Linked DNA regions of Mus musculus: region 1 is linked to region 2. A link is a loop called in an ENCODE intact Hi-C map of the cell type or tissue named here. Cell type or tissue: heart. All regions are shown on one strand. Links, peaks and the distances in the headings refer to the core of each region. The heading gives the core; the rest is flanking DNA. Region 1 has its middle 39 kb from the start of 2610301B20Rik. Region 2 overlaps Plekhf2 (pleckstrin homology domain containing, family F (with FYVE domain) member 2).

Region 1 (11,560 bases), core at 2,217-10,216, 73 kb after region 2:
ATAGGCTGACTTTTTTGTGGCTCTTGCAAGGAATTAGAAAGATGAGGCTTACTAAATTAGCCCAGGCCCAAAGAGGAAGTGGACACAGAGTCCTGAGATGTAGTGAGGGGTTTGGTGACCAGGGTTGGGCATGGCTGCTCTCAGGTGAGAGCCTGAGTAGGTTCAGAGACCGGCTAGTGTTCTAGCTGACAAATGAAAAGCAGCAGATGGCAGTGACTGTACACAAACTACTCTGTGGAGAGCACTGGGGCTCCTGGGAGGCCTTATCTCCTTCCTTTTGTTCAGAGGAGAGGATTGGTGTGAGCCTGGCTGGCCCACCAGCAGAGCACAGATGTGTGCTTGCAGCTGTCCTATCCTGCGGTTGTGAGGAGGAAACTGGACCCTGTGTCTAACAAGCAACTGACTGAACAGAGGAAGCCGATGTCCCCAGCAGGGCCTGGGACTCACCTTTGACCCAAGAGACAGGAAGTGCTTCACATCTGAGGACTTGGGCTGATCTGCAACAGACTGGTTCGATGGAGGCCCCACGGAACCAGAAAAACTGGTAGCCTCTTTGCTTCTTTTACGCATGGACCATCTTCCAGAAGATAATGAAAGCAACTTTTAATGGAAGCACACATACACATGAGCTAGGCAGCTTCAGTATATCAGAAAGGTCATGGAGTTCTGAGGGAGGGTGTAGGAACAGGGTCCCCCGGACCTCCCAGACCTGGCTGTGGAGTGCAGGAAATGTGGTTCTCACTCACATTTTCCCGCCTTCCCATATATGTGTGCTAACGCAATTACATGTCCCAAAGAAGTTATGAAACCTTCCCCTGGAGGTTGGAGTCTGGTGACAGACAGTCCAGTGGCTTCCAGCACCGCCCAAGCCTGGTCTAGGGGGGGCCTTGTTTTCTCCCATGCTTGTTCCTGACCCCAAGTCCTGTGAAAGGACCTGTCCTCATGGTAGCTCACAGGGTAGCTATCCAGATGTGAGGTGGCCTCTGTGCATACGGTGGGAGGGATAGTGTTTCTAAATTTAGGTCCTGTAGACGATGACATGCTAAGCCTCAGTTACTTGGCCAGCCTCCGACTTGTCTGTTAAGGTGAGGAAACAGGTGCCTGCGGCCGTGGCCGGCTTCTCGTGGCTTCCTTCTTCTGGGCCTCCTCAGGGATTGAGCAGTGAACACTTGCAGGCTTCAGGGTGTGGGGCCAGTGGAGCAAGAAGGGACAAGGAGGGGATGAGGGCCAGGTAAAGAGAGGGCCTGGCCAGACTTAGTCCTCATGCTCACAGTGCTAGGTCCCAGCTGTGAGACATTCAGTCCACTGGGAAATCTACTGTAGGTGGATCTTGGCAATAAAATGTGGAGATTAATCAAGGCAGCTCTGTTATGGGCCCCTTGCTCATGTAGGCTGCCTTGAGACCTTACCTGTGCCATCGCTCTGACTCTGTCTGGGCTCCATTATATTATTATTTTTAAAAGACAGGGTCCCACAGAGCAGTCCAGCTTGGCCTGAAACTAGCCATTTTCTTGTGTCCGGTTCTTGAGTGCTGGCTGGTATTCTAGGTATGAGCCACTATGCCTCGCTTAACTGTAACTTAAAAAAAAGTATGTGTGTGTGTGTGTGTACACACGTCTGCTTGTCTGTGTGTACACACACATGTCTGCTTGTCTGTGTGTACATACACATGTCTGCTTGTCTGTGTGTACATATACATGCCTGCTTGTCTGTGTGTACGTACACACATGTCTGCTTGTCTGTATGTACACACACACACATGTCTGCTTGCCTGTGTGTATACACACATGTCTGCTTGCCTGTGTGTACACACATGTCTGCTTGTCTGTATGTACACACACACACACACATGTCTGCTTGTCTGTGTGTACACACACATGTCTGCTTGCCTGTGTGTACACACACATGTCTGCTTATCTGTGTGTACACACACATGTCTGCTTGCCTGTGTGTACACACACATGTCTGCTTGCCTGTGTGTACACACACATGTCTGCTTGCCTGTGTGTACACACACATGTCTGCTTGCCTGTGTGTACACACATATCTGCTTGCCTGTGTGTACACACACATGTCTGCTTGCCTGTGTGTACACACACATGTCTGCTTGCCTGTGTGTACACACACATGTCTGCTTATCTGTGTGTACACAGACATGTCTGCTTGTCTGTATGTACACACACACACATGTCTGCTTATCTGTGTGTACACAAACATGTCTGCTTGCCTGTGTGTACACACACATGTCTGCTTGCCTGTGTGTACACACACATGTCTGCTTGCCTGTGTGTGCACACATGTCTGCTTGCCTGTGTGTACACACACATGTCTGCTTATCTGTATGTACACACATGTCTGCTTGCCTGTGTGTGCACCACGTGCATGCAGGTCCCTGCAAGGCCAAGAGAGAGTGTTGGGACGTCCAGAACTGGAGTTACAGGAAGTCTTATGTTCTCCATGGTCGATGCTGTGAACAGGACCCTGATATTCTGTAAGAGCAGCATATGCTCTTAGCTGCCAGGTCATCTCTCTACCTAATGTGACTCTTCAGGGTCCTTAAGGTTCCTTGTCTCTTGCCTCTCTGTCCATGGCTACAAATAGCATTCATCTGCCTCCTTGATCCTGCCTGCTCCTTCCTCGGGATACCTTCGATGCCTCCTTTTGGCACATCGCAGTTCGCTTGAGTCATTTATCTCACTTTTAATTACATGTGTGTGTCTACAGTAATTTTGTTTTGAGATGCCACTCCTCAGCTCTCAATCTATGTGCTTTGGGTAGCATTGTCCAAACCCTGGACTCTGAAGTGGATCGTGTGACCAGGCCAGTGGGTACAATCCATCCCTGGTGGCTTCAGTGATTGGTTCGGGAGCAGGCAGGTGATGTACACAGTCATTCAAGGTTAAGGGCACCTGACTGTTGGGCTTTGGATCAGTGACTCTCATACTTCCACCAGTCTAAGCTGGTGACAATGTAAGCTTGGGTTACTGCAAGTAGCCCAAGAGATGCAGAGCCAAAGGAAGGCTCCCAGTGACATAATTTAAGCTCTGAATCAAACCGTACCTGAAGCCAAATCCATCTCGTCTGTCTTAGTCACTGCTCTACTCCTGTGAAGACACACCAAGATCAAGGCAACACATAAAAACAGAAAGGCATTTAACTGGGAACTTGCTTACAGTTTCAGAGGCTTAGTTCATTGTCATGGCAGGGAGCGCACTGCATGCATGGCACTGGAGCTGTAGATGGCAGCTACGTCCTGATCTAAAGGCCCAGAAAGACCCTGGTCCTGGCATGGGACTCAAACCCCACCCTCAGTGACACACCTCCTCCAACAAGACCACCCCTCCTAAGCCTTCTAATCTTATCAAAGAGTTTGTGGTGGGTTGAATAGGTTTGGCACTAACTAAGACAGAGTTCCAGTCCCTTGTGAGTAAGCATTCAAATAGATGAGCCTATGGTACCATTCCTGTTCAACCCCCATACCATCTTTGCACATTTTGGCTACAGGACCCAGCTGATTGTTAAGTAGGGAACTGTTTGGAACTGCAGTTGAACAGTCTCAGCATAGGCTTGGCCTATGCTGTCTTCCCTTTTACTACAAGTGAAGGGACTGTATTTGTGCCTAGGACCTGGCTCAGTCCCTAGTATAAGAGTGCTCAACAAATGAGTGAAGAGAGGTCTTAGAGCCACCCTTCCTCTCTCAGACCTAGAAACGAGACAGCTGGTGGTGGCTCTTTGTGGGTGTACTGGCTAGTTTTGTGTCAACTTGACACAGCTGGAGTTATCACAGAGAAAGGAGCTTCAGTTGAGGAAATGCCTCCATGAGATCCAATTGTAAGGCATTTTCTCAATTAGTGATCAAGGGGGAAAGGCCCCTTGTGGGTGGGACCATCTCTGGGCTGGTAGTCTTGGTTCTATAAGAGAGCAGGCTGAGCAAGGCAGGGGAAGCAAGCCAGTAAAGAACATCCCTCCATGGCCTCTGCATCAGCTCCTGCTTTCTGACCTGCTTGAGTTCCAGTCCTGAATTCTTTCAGTGATGAACAGCTGCATGGAAGTGTAAGCCGAATAAACCCTTTCCTCCCCAACTTGCTTCTTGGTCATGATGTTTGTGCAGGAATAGAAACTCTGACTAAGACAGTGGGTGACAGTCATATGATAGGGTCCCGTGGGAACCAGTTTTCTTTAGAGTAAGGAGCTTTAGCTACAAGAAAGAACTATCACAGAAAAAGCTCTTTGTGACTCATGAGACTCTCGGAGTACCTAAAATTCTCTTAGTAAAACCAGTTTCCTTATGGTTCTCTCTCTCTCTCTCCCTCCCTTTCTCTTTCTCTCTCTTTCATTTGCTTAGAGAATAACTAGAATTACCTTTAAAAAGTTGGGATAGGAAGGGGCTGAGGGTGGGGTGGGGCAAACATGGAATTGGGAACTTTTGAGCTCTGCCAATATGTTACCTTTTCAAAAATTACATAAGGCACTGGCAAATCTCAGAAGGTAAGGGACTTGTTGCTAAGCCTGATGGCTTGAGTTTGATCCCTACAACCCACATGGTGAGGAAAAGAACATATTTGGGCCAGTTGTCATCTGATTTCAACATGCATGTGTGACATGTCTTCATGAATGCATGTGCAGAGACACAGGCACAGATACACACACTCACTAAACCTACCATGAGCTGTTATCAGCTCTCCACAGCTGCGGGAGGGTGTGTGGCAGCTGTTTCCCTTTGGGGCGGGTGGTTAGGGGGTATGCTGGCTAGTCTTCCATCAACTTGGCACTCAAACTAGACTTATCTGGAAGGAGGGACTCCCAGTAGAGAAAATGTCTCAATAAGATCTGTCTGTAAGGCATTTTCTTAATTAGTGATGGATGGGGGATGGCCCAGCCCATTGTGAGTGATACAGTCCCTGGGGCTGGTAGTCCTGGGTTCTGTAAGAAAGCAAGGGGGCAAGCCAGTAAGCAGCACCCCTCCATGGACTCTGCATGAGCTTTTGCCTCCAGGGTCCTGCCCTGTTGGAGTTCCTGTCCTGACTTTCTTCAGTGATGAACAGTGATGTGGAAGTGTAAGCCAAGTAAACTCCTCCCCAACTTGCTTTTTGGTCATGGCATTTTGTCACAGCAATGGAAACCCTAAGATAGGGTGTATGTTTCTGAAAGGCTGGCAGGACTTCTTGCGTTGACTGGGGAAAGAGAGGTAGAAAGAGGGATGCAGAGGCTAGGGGACTATCTGGAGGGATCTGTCTTGGGTAAGGAAGGCCACACCTGATAAGCAAAAGGGAATAGAATTAGGCAGGCTTAAAAGAAGGGTATGGCAGCAAAGAAACTCTGGTCCTGGCTGGCCTTGATTCCCAAGACTGTTATCTTACAATGTTATATACCAACTATGTCTAGAAGCATGTCCTGTTAGCCTTCTGAGCCTGTGGGTTCTTCGGTAAAATGGAGAGGCTGGAATGACGACCTGGACAATGTGACTCCCAGTTCTGGTGTTCTCTAAGTACTAACCTTCTCTCCATGGTTCCTCTGTGAAATGAAGGGACGCCCCATTCAGAAAAGGTGTGAATGGCACCAGCCATGTGGTAGGTGCCTTAGGACACATGGAGCTTAAGCACCAAGAGCTGGAGTCAACCCAGCTCTCAAGGGCACGCACAGTTCCACCCTGAGTTTAGACATCTGTGGAGAAAGCAATGGGTTAGCCCGGTGTGCAGCCTCCACCTTACCTCCCCTCCCCTCCCCTCCCACAGTGCCTTCCTCTTCGGGCACTCTCATTGGCTGGAGGCTTTGAGACCTGCAGATTGTCTGGGGAGAGGCTGCTGGCCTTCACCTTAGAGATTCTCACTGCGGAGGGGAGACCCCACCTAAGGAGCTCAGTTCTTAGTCACAGGGTGGCAAATTGAGACTAGCAGCATGTGAAGATGCAGGTGTGGGGTCACTTGGGGTCAGGTGGCTGATCTGTGGCGCTGGAGGATACATGTGGGATCCTGGGTCTAGGATATTGTCAGGGTTTAGAAAGCAAGGACCTTGAGTTCAGGGTCTGATACCATGGCAACTGGCTACAAGCACAGGTACTGAAAGGGACTTAGTTCCTGGCATCCAGCCCTTCTGTAGGGCAAGAGCATTAACAGTGGCTCATGGGCAGGAGGAAGAGGCCTTTCAAGCCCTGCAAGACCCCTGCCCAGTGTTTGTGCTCATTTCTGTAAAATCCAGGATAGACACCAGGTAAATAGTGCGTGTCATTTGGGGCGGTAGAGTAATTTCTGATTTTCTATGCATTGCATTCTTATTTTTTATTTTCTGCAGTAATTATAAAACCTTAGAAACAAAACCATACCATTGCACCCTTGGATTGCATGTGCTGAACACCCATGTTCAAAGGTCACGAAGAGATGGTCTCCTGGCCTCAAAGGCCTGTCAGCACAACTCTGCCAACCTCAGCATCTTGGACTCCAATCACTTCTTGTAATGGAGGAGTCACCTTATTGCTGTCCCCAAGTCTCCCTAGGTTCCCTGCAGTGCTGCAGGAACAGACTGGTCAGGTGAGTCAGCTAACTTGTCATATTTTATTTCCACGCTGGCTACAGGCACATCTGGGCAGAAAGCATCACCAAAGACCTCGACAAGACTTGCTAAAGTGATGCTTACTCTTTGTACCTGCAAACAGTTGTGTGGATTAGAACAGGGCATTTTGCCCAGAGGAATAACAACAGCCACTGGGAACAACAGCAGGTGGGATCTGATGAAAAACAAAGAAACAAAGAAACAAACATAATGGGTGTTTTAAAACTCTAGGCACTTTTCCCCAAGAGACCAAAGCCTGAGAACAGTGTGATTCTTGGTGCAGGTCTGCCCCCTACAGGCCAGATTCTCAATTGACTGGGTTACTTCTGTAGGGCCAGAATAGTAGGTCTAGTTCTCTGCCGCCCCGTGTCTGTTTTTTTTCACTGTGAGATGTTTCCCCAGGTAAAGTACCTTCAGGGCCTCCCTCTTTTGCCAGCTCCCTCAGCTAGGAACGTAACCTGGCGACTCAACCACACATTGGCTGCAGTAAGAATTTTAGACTATAGAAGTTTTAAGAGACATGTCTTCCCTTTCCTATCTAGGAGTAGTGTGTATTTCTAGCTCATGTGTTGACATGTATGTAGCAAGGCAGTTTCCATTTTGGTCACATTAGAGTCAGAGATGAGCCACAAGTAGATCTGTCCAGATTTGTCTTCCAGATTTAAAATAGTGCAATGCTTCAAGTATGCCTATGGATTCTAATGCCTGGTTATGATGGGGTCAAAGACACTGGACCTAAAAGACAAGTTACGATCAATCGTTTGGAAATGACCTGTTTCACTTAGCCCTACCTGTCTGATCACTAGTGCCTGCCCCTGGGCCCTCTTGCTATACACCTGGTACAGAATGATAAGCATTTAAACATTCACGTGTGCTTCGAGTGTTCCCTTCAGATGGGTCATGTTGGGTCTCCTGTTATCAGATGAAGCTTGGTGGGGCCAAAACATTTTGTGTGCTGGTTTGAATATGCTTGGCTCAGGGAGTGGCACTATTAGAGGTGTGGCCTTCTTGGAGTAACCTTGTTGGAGGAAGTGCATCACTGTAGGTATGAACAGTGAGACCCTCTTCCTAAGCACGTGGGAGCCAGTCTTCTCCCAGTGGCCTTCAGATGAAGATGTAGAACTCTCAGCAACTCCTGCACCATGCCTGCCTAGATGCTGCCATGCTTCTTGTTATGTCCGACCAGCAGCTCACATATCTGGGTTCTGTTCTGGGAAGGCATCTTGGAATCTGGAAGAGAAGAGGGAGCTAGGCGGACGAGAAAAAGATGAAGCTAAGACAAAAATTCTGATCAAAGCTCAATTTTACTAATTCGCTCACCGAGTTATGAAGGAGGGGAAGGGGCCCGATTCCCGCCAAATCATCTTGGAGTAAGGTTGCAGGTGAACACCTGGTAGCTCCGGAACAGCTAGTTGGCAGGCAGAGGCAGTGGGAGTGGCAGGACGATAGGGTGGCAAGCTCCGCCCCATGCTCTCTAACACTGAAACCTGAGCAAACAGGTTTCAGGCTGGGGAGGGGAGGTTACAGCTCCTGGCTTGATAATGGACTGAACTTCTAAACCTGTAAGTCAACCCAGTTAAATGTTGTTCTTAGTCAAGGTGTCTTTCATAGCAGTAAAGTCATAAGCAACAAAGGTTCTCTCTAGACTAATGACAGAATGTTATCTTAAATGTGTGCATTTTTACATTGATCAGAAAGCAAACATGGTGTGCTGGGTAGTTTTATGTCGGCTTGAACAAGCTGGAGTTACATTAAAGGAGGGAACCTCAGTTCGGAAAATGTCTAAGATCCAGCTATAGGGCATTTTCTTAATTAGTAATTAATTGGGTACCATTTTGTGTGGTGCAATTCCTGGGCTGGTGGTCCTGGGTTCTATAAGAAAGCAGGCTGAACAAGTCATGATGAGCAAGTCAGTAAGCAGCATCCTTCCATGGCCTCTGCATGAGTTTCTGCCTCCAGGTTCCTTCCCTCACTGCTTTTGATGATGAACCGTTCTATAGAACTGTGAATGAAACAAACCCTTCCCCCCCCCCCCCCCAAGTTGCTTTTGGTCATGAAGTTTCATCGCAGCAATAGTAACCCTAACTAAACATTCAGTTATACACTAGAATAAAGGGGAGACGTTTTAAATAGCACTGATGCTGGACTTGGGGCCTGGGTATTGGCACTTCTGAATGTTTTCCCGTCAACCAGTCTAAAACCATATTACTGTAGAAATGCTGGGGTCACACATTTGTGTTGCTGCCTCTGACTTTTTATGTCCACTTCAGAGATCTGAACCTAGGTCCTAAGGCTTGTGTAACAAGCACCTTTATCCACTGAGCCATTTCTTTTTTCTTTTTCTTTTTTTCTTTTCTTTTCTTTTCTTTTCTTTTCTTTTCTTTTCTTTTCTTTTCTTTTCTTTTCTTTTCTTTTTTTTTCTGAGACAGGGTTTCTCTGTATAGCCCTGGCTGTCCTGGAACTCACTTTGTAGACCAGGCTGGCCTCGAACTCAGAGATCCACCTGCCTCTGCCTCCCGAGTGCTGAGATTAAAGGTGTGTGCCACCATGCCCGGCTCACTGAACCATTTCTTGAGTGCTGAAATGACAGGCTTCAACTAGTGTGCTTGAATGTTTAAAAATTTTTTAAAAGAACAGCATTCCTATAATTGAAGCTAGAAGATTAAGTCAAATTCTCTCTTTACAAATGAACTCAGAACACAGCGGCTTCTGGTGTGCCAGGGAGCAATAATGTCTGAGACAGACTTCTTACAGCACCAAGAAATGATAAAGGGTTGGCCTTAATCTCCCAAGATGGAAAGCAAAGGGAAGAAGAGTCTGTGTCACTACGCTGTGGTGGGTGGGGGCAGCAAGGCAGTCAGGACTCTACAATGCTTCTTGGCACTTTTGGTCTCAGGACCCTTTTACAGACTTTAAAAAAAAAAATATTTACTTATTTATTTTATATATGTGAGTATATTGTCACCGTCTTCAGACACACCAGAAGAGGGCATCAGATCCCATTACAGATGGTTGTGAGCCGCCATGTGGTGGCTGGGAATCGAAATCAGGACCTCTGGAAGAGCAATCAGTGCTCTTAACTGCTGAGCCATCTCTTCAGCCCCCCTTTTATACTCTTAAGAACAGGATCCCCAAGAGCTTCTCTGTGGCTACAGAAACATGACACTAGAAATTAGGAAAAGAGTGAAAATACATAAACTTAAAAATCTGCCCCATGCACACAAATTCTTATAATTATTTCTATGGCAATAAATGTATTTTCTAAAATATATGTAAAAAAGGATGATATTTATTTTGCATTTCTGCCAATTTCTTTAATATCTGGCTTAATGGAAGGCAGCTGGACCTTATCCCCCTGCATTCATCTCTTTAGTTCAGTTGTTTTCGTTGAAGCCTTAGAAGAAAATTGGCTTTATGCAGACATGCAGTTGGAAAAAAGAAATATTTTGTGAGTGTTTTTAAAGATTAACTTATTTATTTTATGTATATAAGTACAGTGTTGCTATCTTCAGACACATTAGAAGAGGGCATCAGATCCCATTACAGATGGTTGTGAGCCACCATGCCATTGCTAGAAATTGAACTCAGGACCTTTAGAAAAGCAGCCAGTACTCTTTTTTTTTTTTTTTAAAGATTTATTTATTTATTATATATAAGTACACTGTAGCTGTCTCAGACACACCAGAAGAGGGCATCAGATCTCATTACTGATGGTTGTGAGCCACCATGTGGTTGCTGGGATTTGAACTCAGGATCTCTGGAAGTGCAGTCAGTGCTCTTAACCACTGAGCCATCCCTCCAGCCCCAGCAGCCAGTACTCTTAACTCAGCTCTCCAGACCATTTTTTTTTTAAATAACCTGGCAATTCTTCAATGTTATATCAAAACTCAACTAGTTTCTTCCTATCAAATGAGCTGTGGGTATTCTGGTACAGTAAACTCCACCAAAGTAACTTTTGAGAACTGGCTTCTTTGGTTATAGCAGTGCTTTGGTCATCTGACAATATGATTGCTCAGTCATACAGTGTCTAAGCACTGCTACATTTCCTATACAATGCTAACAGACACTTGTCAATATCACCAGATTCCCCAGTTAAGAAATTAAGTGCCAAGGAAGCTGTCCTGATCACTGTGGTAGATAAAGGTTTCCCAAAAACTCTAATTGCGGTTTAGAATATTGCCATTTATTTTCTCAGAAGTTGCTTTATTCATTCTCTGAATTATAATAGTTTGCCTGCTAGTTGTTTGTTTAAGAAAAATTTGTTCTATTAAAAAAGTTCTCAACTCAAAGAGGGCTTCATGTGTATTTTCCATTTAGCTACACATTAAACATGAGCTTTTCTGGGTTGCCTAGATGGCTCAGTTGTTACGAGCACTGGTGGCTTTTCTAGAGAATGTGTTCGGTTCTGAACACCCATACAATGTCTCAAAAGTGTATGTAACTCCTGTCCCAGGGCTCTGTGTCCTCTTTTGGCCCCCACTGGCATTTCTTGTCCACAGGACACAGACATACATCTCCAGAGAGAACCTACCTGCATTTGTCCTTGGAAAAGTTTCTAAGAGTCAAGATTGTTTCAAATATTTTATATGAAAACATTACACATGCACTAAAAGTAACTTGATGAGTTGGGAAGTCATCTAAAAATAACTTATTATTTTAAATGATATTCAAAACAGCTTTCTCTGCTTGGGTACTAAGAACTTACTTAAAGTGAATTGAATTATGTGAAATACAAAGCTAAGAAAAATGGAAATTGAGAATATCAGCAGTATTTAGCTAACATAACACATTCTGGGGTTTTAACATCCAATCACCATCAGGGCTGGGTACTGTTATCCTCAAAGCATCATAACTCGAGGGCATGAATTCCAAGCAAGTTTCCACAAATAATCATTTCAGTAAAATAATTATAGAGTGAATGTGGATGGGTGATCATGTTAAGTACAAAAAAATAATAAAACCTTCATGGAACCTGTTAGCAGTTTGTTTAAGTTCCACCCCACAGTTACCT
Region 2 (11,560 bases), core at 1,072-9,071:
AACAAACAGCATATTATTCCCTTGGAAAATGTCACCATTGATTCCATCAAAGATGAAGGGGAATTACGGAATGGATGGCTTATTAAGACACCGACTAAGTCGTTTGCAGTTTATGCTGCCACTGCCACGGAGAAGTCAGAGTGGATGAATCACATAAATAAGTGTGTCACTGATTTACTCTCCAAAAGTGGGAAGACGCCCAGCAACGAGCATGCTGCTGTCTGGGTTCCTGACTCTGAGGCCACCGTGTGTATGCGCTGTCAGAAAGCAAAATTCACACCAGTCAATCGGCGGCACCATTGCCGCAAATGTGGCTTTGTTGTTTGTGGTCCCTGCTCTGAAAAGCGATTTCTTCTTCCCAGCCAGTCTTCTAAGCCTGTGCGGATTTGTGACTTCTGCTATGACCTGCTTTCCACGGGGGACATGGCCGCGTGTCAGCCGACTAGATCAGACTCTTATAGTCAGTCGTTGAAGTCTCCTTTAAATGATGCATCTGATGACGACGACGATGATGATAGCAGTGACTAAGGATATGCTGTGAAGTATTTAATTGACTGCCTGAGAGTCAGCTTTGGGGGCGCTCTCAGTTTGCTTTAGCCATGACTGCCTGAGAAGTCTTAACCTCTGTGCCTCTCTGTATCCTATGGAAAGCAGCCCCATGCTTTCTGCTCCCCTCTGCACTCTCTCACAGGGACAAACTTGCAGATACATCCGATAGGGTCTTGGCTTTCTACTGTCCTTATTTCTAGATTATTTCCTTGTAAGTTGGAAAGAATGTTTATTTAACAGATCTTGTATTACATTTATTTCCCCCTGATGTGGAAAATCTAAAAGCACAGAATGATGGGAACAAGAGTATGATGTGCTTGGTATCTGGCTTTTCCCCAAGCAGTCGATGTCAAGGTTACGACACCAGTGACAGAGCATGGTTTGGAAATCCTTTATTCTCTTTTCTCAATACCAAGTGGTGCCTTACTGTGGCAGCAGTGTCACTGTCACTGAAATAAACGTAAGCCCTACCTTCTTTCTTGTTTGATTGATTTAGACACACTGGTGCTCTTACAGGTGGAGAATGAGTGTTTGATGGATATAGGTAAGCATATTTATTTGACAGCTATGAGGAACTAAATTTAGAGGTTTCTCCAATCTTATATGAATATTTTTCATAAAATAGTTGTGATTATATTTTTACATCTTTTATGCACCAAATTATAATGGTCACATATGTTTAGCCCGTTGCCACTGTTCGGGATTCGATTTGAAACTCATCACTAGTATAGAAGTGGCATATCCCACTAGCTTCTACTTTCCTGATATATTTTTACAAATAACTTTATTTGCTTTACATTATTTCTAAAAGGAAAAATCTGAGGAAACCCTTATATTTTCCAACAGGGTTCCTCTGTGTAGCTTTGCTTATCCTGGAACTCGATTTGTTGACCAGGCTGGCCTTGAATTCTCAAAAATCCATCTGCCTCTGCCTTTGCCTCCCCAGGCACCACTACCACCTGACAAAAATGAAAAGTCTTAAGAAAATCCTCCCAGGAGAACATGGAGTCTTAGAGATCTGGAAGAGATCGGAGTTTGACTAGGTTTCCTGTCTGCAAGTCAATTTTTTTTGTGAAATTATCTTGATTTACAACGTGGTATTGTATTTTACAGAGTTCATGAAGCCCCAAACAATTTTTATTTTTGTAAAACAATTGTATGTTTAATCTGTTTCTGAAATCATTTTGCAATATATGGAAATAGAGTAGCAGTTGATATTTCTAAATTGTGACCATTGTCCGAGATTGCTTTGAGAACTGGTAGTTATTCTCTTTATGTTTGGAGGCAGCCATTAGGCTGTAGGCCTGCTTACTGCATAGCACTGGACGTGCCAGGCACATTCTGGCCCCTGGCATGCTTAAGTAACTAGGTTTTCAAATGTGGGAAACCAAGCTGAAAGGTCTGTTTTGTTTTGTTGTTGTTTTGTTTTGGTTTGTTTTTTTTTTTTTTTCAGAGTTCTTTTCAAACCCAGTTTCCCTTTTTCAAACTTTAAAACCTGCATAATTCTGCAGATGTCCTAGGGTTTGAGTCAGTAACTTGTGAATGAAAGTCATTGGTATTTGGCTTTGTGGTTACAGTACTAATTTTACTTTGCTGCTCAGTTTTGAAAGTGTGTGAGCTACATAGGTCTCCCTGTAGGAAATGTGAAAAAAAGCACAATAGAACCAGGCTAGGGGCTTTGTTCCTGCTTTTTGTTTTGTTTGGTTTTACTATCAGATGGATGGATTTGTGTTTGTCTCAGAGCAGCATATACATGCAGTCAGTAAGCATGTTTGAAAGGACCATAAAAACCAGAGAAATGCTGATGGGAACTTGGAAGTTCAGAAACCAAGGGGAAATGTCCTGAGATAACATTTGCATTGTCGACCTCAGTTGACTGTTTTTACAATAAAAATATTTTGCAGCTTATTTCCTGTGTTTTTATATTGTAATTGAATATTTTCTTCCTTTTCTAACTAAGATATTATGCATAATTCCACCTTAGTATATATTAGATATGAATGCTTAGGATGTAGACACTAATGAAGAATAGTTTTTTGTTTTTAGATAGACCTATTTTGGCCTCAAACGGACTATGTAGCAAGTAGTAGCTCTAATTGCGAAGCTGAGAATTCCCTTGAACTGATCCTCGTGCCTCCACATCCAGAGGACTAGAATAGCAGGCTGGACTGACCCAGAGTACTGAGGTCCTTCGTTCTTCTAGGCAAGCACCCACCAGCTGAGCCACACTCCAGCCCTGTCCACTCTTTAGGAGGTGCTGATGCAGGATTGGCAGAATTGCTTTTTTTTTTTTTTTTTTTTTTTTTTTTTTTTTTTGACTTGGGAAACTCTGTTTATTGATCCTCAAACCCAATACAAAACTCTGCACAAGTTTTACAGGTCCTTGACCTTGAGGCAACACAGCTGTGCTTGCTAAAGTCGGCTTGCTTGTCTCTCTGGGCTCTGATTCTGCTTTCTGAGACACCAAGAGGATTTCTCCTGCTCTCCTCCTCTGCAGTCTCCAAGTTGGTGATCATCATCTGATTGTGGTGGAGGGTGGAGGAGAGGAGAGGCAGAAAGACCCAGAAGTTTCTCTGTAGGCTTAGAGAAGTGAGCCCCACAGCCAATCCAAAGCCGGATCTGGTCCAGGTTGAGGGCAACAAAGTTTTCTCCGTTACTTTTGGGCAGTGGATCATCGGAGCCCAATTGCTCCAGAAGTGGCCATTCCTGTAACACTTGTGAGCAACCACAATGTGGTAAAAAGGCTGATTGGTGCAGCCACCCGAAGCAAGGTGTATGCTTAGGTGGACTCTCTGATAGGCTTTGCAGAAAAGGCGGTGAGGTGAACCATGGTGCTTCTGCGAGCTGCTCTTAGGCTGTCCCCCTCTCGGTGACTCTTAACATCTTAATTTTCCAAGAGTAGAAAGAACAGGGAGATTGACTGGTATTACCCCCTTTGCTATCCAGTTAATTGTCCTAGTAAGTAAGCCACATTAAAATGATAGTTGAAAAGCTTTGGAGATACACGTTTTTATCAGGGGCAATAAAGAATTTACCACTTGCATTGTTTGTGCATGAGCCTGCGAGTTTGTATGGAGAAAATGTAATTGTGTGCCTTAACTTACAAATTTTAGCAGCTTTATTTGAAACATCCTCCATTTTATTTATCTACCTGCAGTCCACCTGTTTGAGATGTTCAGTTCAGTGATTCATGTTCATTCAAGCTATCACTGAGCTTTGGATAGCTTTATCCTGCCCGCCCAGGAGGCACTCCCTGACCCCCTGGCCTTGGGCACCCACTTTCTGTCTCTGTTTATCTTTGCTCTTTGGGGGCTGGGGTAGGGGATTTATAGTGAAATCATTCACTGTAGCCTCTGGGGACCCATTTAGTTCACTAAGATGTTCTCATGGTTCATTTGTTTAGCATTATTGAACACTTGACACTCTTAGTATCAAATAATTTTTTTCAGTTTAATTTATTTAAAGTTAATAAACTCCTTGCACTCTTTTGGGTCAGTGTGTGTGTGTGTGTGTGTGTGTGTGTGTGTGTGTGTGTCTCCAGTATCTCTTAACTGTCAAGTTGACATAAAACTAGCCAGCACAGTGAGCAAATCGTTTAAATATCTTCTAAAAGGGACTTATGTTTACGTCTGTGTGTATGCCATGTGTGTTTGGCTTCCCTTGGAGGCCAGCATAGAGGAATGGATCCCTTCAGGCTGATTAGCCTGATGTGGGCACTGGAAACGTAGCAAGTTCAGGGTATTAAAACTGGATACTATAGTGTTTTATTCTGGGACAGAAGCTTGGCTGGTTTCCCACTCAGCATCATGACTGAGGATTACATCCAGGCTCCCAAGCTCTGGAACCACATGAGGGCAGCATCAGGGTTAGTGATAAATATGTTATCTTTTCCCTAAGTATCCTATAATCAAAAACAATTTGCAAATATTTTCCTTTTTTTCACATTTCCCTTTATTTTTCTGAGACAAGTCTTGCTAATTTATGTAATTTATTCATGGCTGAGCTAGACTGGAATTTCTGATGGATTCTTGTGCCTCAGACTCCCAAATCCTGGGATTACAGGCAAGTACCACCATGGCCAGCTCTTTCCTGCCCTGGTTACCAAGACTTCCTCCTGTGTTTTCTACTGACTCCAGTTACTGATCCACAAAACAGTGCCCACAGTGCCTCCAGAAAGGACTAGGGGCTGTCGGGCTGTCTTCTAGTGAAATAGAAAACTCATTACACTTCATAAGGAATTTCCAGGTAAATAAAACACTGGTGAATTTCATGAGCTTTTCTCTTCCAGTCAGTGGGTAAATTACACTTCTGAATATGCAGTGGCTCAGAAGACAGAAATCGTCCGTCATCTAGGACGTGCTGAAGACAACGCCAGTGTTAGTGAGAGCTGCATGAATGTAATGTAAATGCCTTTTCTGCCCACTTACTACTAGAAAGGACTTAACTGCAGAGATTTTTCTAAAGACATACAGAGCATTAGCACCTATACTTTTAGAAATGTTTAGTGTCCCTAGTCACCAAGGAACAAAGCCACGATGAGCTCACATGGCTATTATCAAGATGAAGGTAGCATGTGTTGGTAAAGGTGTGGGGAAGGGAACTCTGGCATGCTGGGTAGGAATGTAAATTAGTATAGCCATTATAAAAGGACCACGAAAATAAGTAAGGGCTGAGGTGATGGCTGAGCAGCTAAGAGTGCTTGCTTGGGTTCCAGGTAACAGGGGTTAAATCTGGCAAATTAACAATTGCCTGTAACTCCAGATACTCCAGAGGTATCAATGCCCTTTCAGGTTTTACACTTACATACAAATGGCTCTCACAAGTGAGCAGGTGCACACACAATTTTAATACCCTGAACTTGCTACGTTCCCAGCGCCCACATCAGGCTAATCAGCCTGAAGGAATCCATTCCTCTATGCTGGCCTCCAAGGGCAGCCAAACACATGGCATACACACAGACAAGTCCCTTTTAGAAGACATTTAAACGATTTGCTCACTCTGCTGACTAGTTTTATGTCAACTTGACACAGTTAAGAGATACTAGAGCTGAGGCGTCTCCATTGAGAAACCCTCCATAAGATCTGGCTGCTGGCAAGCCTGGAGGGCTTTTTCTTAGTGACTGATGGGGGAGGGCCCAGTCCTTTGAAACCCTTGTGGGTGGAGCCACCCCTGGTAGAAGCAGGTTAAATATCCCTTTAAGAGCCAGCAAGATTTTGCTGAAAGGACCCTGATATAGCTGTCTCTTGTGAGGCTCTGCCAGTGCCTGACTAATACAGAAGTGGATGCTCACAGTTAGCTATTGGATGGAACACAGGGCCCCCAATGGAGGAGCTAGAGAAAGCACCCAAGGAGCTGAAGAGGTCTGCAATCCTATAGGTAGAACAACAATATGAACTAACCAGTACCCCCAGAGCTCGTGTCTCTAGCTGCATATGTAGCAGAAGATGGCCTAATTGGCCATCATTGGGAAGAGAGGCCCATTGGTATTGCAAACTTTATATGCCTCAGTACAGGGGAACACCAGGGCCAAGAAGTGGGAGTGAGTGGGTAGGGGGGCAGGTCAGGAGGAGGGTATAAGGAACTTTTTGGATAGCATTTGAAATGTAAATGAAGAAAGTATCTAATAAAAAATTGGAAAAAGAAAATAAAAGAGCAAGTCAGTAAGCAGCCTCCCTCCATGGCCTCTGCCCCAGTTCCTGCCCGGCTTGAGTTTCTGCTCTCACTGTTTTTGATAATGAACTGTTCTATGGAACTGTGCATGAAATAAACCCTTTCCTCCTCAGTTGCTTTTGGTCATGGTGCATCATCACAGCAGTGGTAACCCTAAGTATGTATGCAAACTGATCTTTCACGCCACATCTGTCTTCTCTCAACTCTGGCCTTACCCAGGAGATCCTTGGCCTCCTCGTGTAGAAGATCTCTTCACCTGATCTTGGATCTATAACTGGATATATAAGTGCTGCTCTCTTCAGGAGGCCCTCTCCGCATGCTCTTAGCTCTCACAACTCAAGGCAGGTTGCTCCCCCAGGGGGGCCTGTCCCCTCTCTGGGTTCTGCCTCCTGTCCCAGGCTGCCCTGCGCATTGCTCAGCCTGCGCAGGCTCTGTGCCCTGGGAAAGTCCTGTCGGCAGGTTCTTTCCTGGTTCGTCCCTTGCCTTGGCCCTCTTGCTGGACCCTAACAATGAAGTGTTCAGAAGGAAACCGGACGAGGAATGCCTTTCACAGTGTATACAAACTGTTCATTTTGAGAAAGAGAGAAAGAAAGAAAGAAAGAAAGAAAGAAAGAAAGAAAGAAAGAAAGAAAGAAAGGAAGGAAGGAAGGAAGGAAGGAAGGAAGGAAAGAAAGAGAAAGAAAGAAGAAGAGAGGGAAGAGGGGAAGAGGGAAGGAATAAAAGGAAAGGAGCAAGGAAGGAAGGCAAAATATGTTTTTTTGTGTTTTTGTTTTCTTTTGATTTTTTTTTGTTGTTGTTGTTTTTTTTCAAGACAGGGTTTCTCTGTTAGCTCTGGCTGTCTTGGAATTCACTCTGTAGACCAGGCTGGCCTTGAACTCAGAAATCCGCCAGCCTCTGCCTCCCAAGTGCTGGGATTAAAGGCATGCTCCACAGCATGTACAAACAAGACAGATGTGACTATAGCTCCTGCCCAGTCTAAAGACAGCATCAGACAGACAAGCCGAGGCCAGCCTCTCAGCCATCCGAGTGCCCCTGCAGAGGAGGATTTGAAAGTCATTGCTTCATACCAAGTCTCTTGACCCAGTTTGTCACCACACCCAGGCACTTGCCTTGCCGTCACTTTTTTTTTTTTTTTTTTTTTGGTTTTTCGAGACAGGGTTTCTCTGTATAGCCCTGGCTGTCCTGGAACTCACTCTGTAGACCAGGCTGGCCTCGAACTCAGAAATTCGCCTGCCTCTGCCTCCCAAGTGCTGGGATTAAAGGCGTGCGCCACCACTGCCCGGCTCCATAGGCTTTTAAAGCATTCTTTCATACTTTAAAGCATGTGTTCTGTGGCTCTGTTTGAGATATTCTCACTGTGCAGTCTGCTTTAGTTTTGAACTCATGATTCTCCTGGGTCAGCCGGAAGTGCTCAGTCACAAGCCTGTACCACGCTGCCTGCCTTGGAGGGGATATTGGATGTATTTGTTTTTATTTCTTTAATACTTATTTATTTTTACTTGTTTAGGCTTTTGCCTGCACGAGTATCTGTGTACTATGTGTGCGCGGTGCTCACGATAGCCAGAAGGCGCTGGAACTGGAGTTGCAAATGGTTGTGGGTCACTGTGTGGGTGCTGGGAATTGAACCCAGGTCCCCTGGAAGAGTAGGTGGTGCTGAGTCATCTCTCCAGCCCCTGAGAAGAGATTTTATCATCTAAATAACTCAGTATAGAAGTTGTAATGTTAGGTGTTTACTTGTTCTTTGCATGAGTGCAATCATCAGACATGTGCTTCACTTAGGAATGTGGATAATTCATAATATTTTTATACTTTTCTCAAATGTATAGTCCATCATGAAGACATGGTGGTAATGATATCCTTATTTATGGAAGACCTGCCATTTTACACCTAGTGGCATATGTTTCTGTGATTTAGACTTTTTATTAATTTAATAACAGAGTCTGCTGTAGTTCAGGCTAGCCTGGAATTAAGTTACATCGCCAAGTTTGGTCCTGGACTTTTATCTTCCACCTTCCAAGGCTGGGATTATTGGCAGGAGCCGCCATGCCCATCCAGTTCTTTGTCTGTTTATTTACTTATTTAGGTATAGGCTGGGCAGCAGTCACTTAGTCCAGGTTAGCCTGGAATTTACCTCATGGCAATCTTCCTGTCTCAGCCTCCCAAGTGCTCAGATTACAAGTGTGATCTAGTATGCCTGGGTACAGTATTTTGCTGGTAGCTACTTCAAGGTCTTAAGAGCAGAAAGAAGGAGTGACAGTCTTTCCTTAGGAGACTGCTGGGGTGCCAATGACCTTCAACCAAGCTCATTAGACACCGAGGTGAGCCATGCAGATCGACATTGTGGTACGGGCTGACTTTGAGCTTCCCTGTTATATAACATGTAACTATTTCTAAGCTCATGACATAGTAGTGTGTGTGTGTGTGTGTGTGTGTGTGTGTGTGTGCGCGCGCGTGTGTGTGTGTGTGTGCGCGCGCGCGCGCACCGTTCTCAAGTACCACCGCACAAGTATGAGGTCAGAGGACAACTTGGCGGAAACTCCTGTGTCCTTCAACCACTTGGGCTCTAGGGTTAGAACTTGGGTTGTCGGGCTTGGCCTTTGCCTGCTAGGTCTTCTCAGCCATGTTTTAGAATTTTTTTTCTAGTTTTTTTTTTTTTTTTTTAAGATTTATTATTATATCTAAGTACACTGTAGCTGTCTTCAGATGCACCAGAAGAGGACATCAGATCTCATTACGGATGGCTGTGAGCCACCATGTGGTTGTTGGGATTTGAACTCAGGACCTTCGGAAGAGCAGTGCTCTTAACCACTGAGCCATCTCTCCAGACCGTGTTTTAGAATCTTGAATTTCAAGCCCGGCGTGGTGGTGCACACCTTTAATCCCAGCACTTGGGAGGCAGAGGCAGGCGGATTTCTGAGTTCGAGGCCAGCCTGGTCTATAGAGTGAGTTCCAGGACAGCCAGAGCTACACAGAGAAACCCTGTCTCAAAAAAAACCAACCCCCCCACAAAATGAATGAATGAATGAAATAGAATTTTGAATTTCATCTCATGCAGAATGACTGGAATTCCATTGAACCAGATAGGTTCACACAGCATGAAGACATTATATATAGTTTGCTCCTAAATAAGAAAAGGAAATGAAAACATTTCCTTAAAACATAACCTTTTAAATTTTATTTGAAGTTTATCTTTTGAGATTGGGTCTTACTGTGTAGTCCAGGCTGGCCTCGGACTGACAGAGATCCACCTGCTTCAGCCTCCTCAGTGCTGGAGGTGTCCGTCACTCTCCCTGGCACAGTTTGTCTGTCTGTTTATGACACATGCTCTCACTTCCTGTAGTCAGGCAGGCTTGGAATCCATTTCCTAGCCCAAGCTAGTGTCAGACTCACTCTCTTGCCTCCTAAGTGCTGGGATTATAAAATGTGAACCATCTTCAGGTTCCCTTTAGCACTTAACACAAATATAATGTTAAAGCATATGTTTAATGGATAAATGTGAATTTCTCCTATTGTTGACAAGGAAAAACATTTATATTTTTATGAACAAAAAGGTGATAAATCTATCAATGTATAGATCCTGTTTTCTGTTTGTAGACGTTTACTTTAGTTATAATAATCACTGTAGAGGTGTGATTTTCAGTTTCGTACACTGTTTATACCTAACACAAAACGTCTACCAGGCTGAGAGGTGGTATGTGTTTGCAATAGCTTGTGAGGCTGGACACTTCTCAAGTTACGCTTGAACTGCATGTTAAACCCACGTGCTTTCTGTGGCGATGTCTCCAAAGGTTCCACAGTCCTGTCCTTCATGCCGCTCTAGGTCTCAGGCAGGCTGGAATAGCTGCTGCTCCCTGAGAGACTCTGATGCCTTCCCACCTCCAGACCCCATTTCCGTTCCCGTTTCCGCTGTGCCTGCTACCATCTGCTTACTCAGCCCTAGGATACTGTGCTTCGCTTCGCTCTCCTTGGGAGACCACCTCTTCAAAGCCTCCTACCTCCTCCAGGGCTGCAGCAAGCCCAGGGCACTGCCTTCTGCCTTACCTTATAATTACGCTGCAGCTGTAGCTGGGTCGTCTTGCTGTGTACAAGTATTTTTAAATGCCTTCCTTAGAAGCCAACAGCTTACGCACAAAATAATTGGATAAAGTTTAAGGTGTGTGTGTGTGTGTGTCTGTGTGTGTGTGTGTGTGTGTTGAGACAGTCATTACATAGCCCTGGCTGCCCTTTTGTAGACTGTTTTGATTGGTTCTTCTGCTCCTTTCTCATCTCCTTGCTATCCTTCCCTACCTGTGCCTTCTGTCTGAGTATACTCTTTCTGCCGTCACATCACACATGTGCTATGACCCTCTCCATTGCCCTTTAAAATCTCTTTCTCCTTCTACTGGTCCCCTTTCTTCTGTCTGTCTCTGTCTTTGTCTTTCTCTCTCTGGTTTGAAGAAGGGTATCACTGTGTAGCCCAGGCTGGCCTAGAACTCTCTACTTAGACAGAGCTGGCCTCAAACTCACAGATATCTGCCTGCTTCTGCTCCCCTCCCACCCCCACCCCCCCCCCCCGCCTCCGCCCCAGTGCTGGGATCCCAGGTGTGTGCCCCAAGCCTGGTCCTTTTCTAGTTTCTTGATCTGTTTGCAGCTGATGACTCCCATGTATACACAGGCATAAAATTAGATGCTTGGAGTCTCTCAGCACCTGTTAATGTAATACTTTCCATTTCTCTCAGTTTTCTGCCAATTTCATTTTTCTTTATGGCAGAATCAAATTCTTTTGTGCGTATGCATTGCAGTGTCAGCATCCTCTCAGTTGGTGAGCATCTAGGTCACTCCCATCTCCTAGCTATTGTGAGCAGAGCAGCAATGAGCACGGATGTGGAGGTGTCTCTGGTAGGAAGTGAGTCTTTTGGGGGCCAGGAGTGGAATAGCTGGATCATATGGTAGTTCTATTTTCAGGGTTTTGCTTGCTTGCTTGTTTGATTGGTTGGTTGGTTTTTTGAGACAGGGTTTCTCTGTGTAGCCCTGATTGCTCTGGAACTCACTCTGTTGACAAGGCTGGTCTCGAACTCACAAAGATCTACCTGCCTCTGCCTCTGAGTGCTAAGATTAAAGGTGTGCACCACCATAACTGGCCTGTCTTTATTTCTTTTTATTAAGTTTATTGATTTATTCCCTTTACAGCCAATATCAGCCCTTTCTCTCCTCCCAGTGCTCACACCTCCACACTGATTTCATAGTGGTTCCTCCGGCTCACACTCCCACCAGCAGTGAATAAGGGGTCATCTTCCCTACTTCCTCACCTGCGTGCTCTTCTTCATGATAGCCATTCTGGCAGGGGTGAGATGGAATCGAA

What was found. Hi-C counts contacts between places; a loop is a spot of excess contacts. Peaks named below come from ENCODE experiments on the same cell type or tissue, not always from the same donor. Only the 100,000 strongest peaks of a DNase experiment are listed, where the experiment ranks them.
Region 1: it touches region 2 in a loop (2.3-fold over the local background); 5 of 42 quality-filtered maps call a loop at or near these places.

The regions. Positions count from the first base shown.
Region 1 is chr4:10,908,090-10,919,649 of GRCm38, reverse strand. No RefSeq gene overlaps it. Among named protein-coding and RNA genes, the nearest start is that of 2610301B20Rik, 39 kb to the right of the region's middle. In heart, for the core only: no CTCF peak of the experiment used is centred there; a DNase peak (open chromatin) is centred at 6,839.
Region 2 is chr4:10,979,559-10,991,118 of GRCm38, reverse strand. It overlaps Plekhf2 (pleckstrin homology domain containing, family F (with FYVE domain) member 2), which reads left to right. Exons shown (of 2, transcript NM_175175.4): 2 at 1-2,457. The coding sequence ends at 528. It also overlaps the pseudogene Gm2401. Among named protein-coding and RNA genes, the nearest start is that of Plekhf2, 22 kb to the left of the region's middle. In heart, for the core only: a CTCF peak has its summit at 4,394 (motif pointing right); no DNase peak of the experiment used is centred there.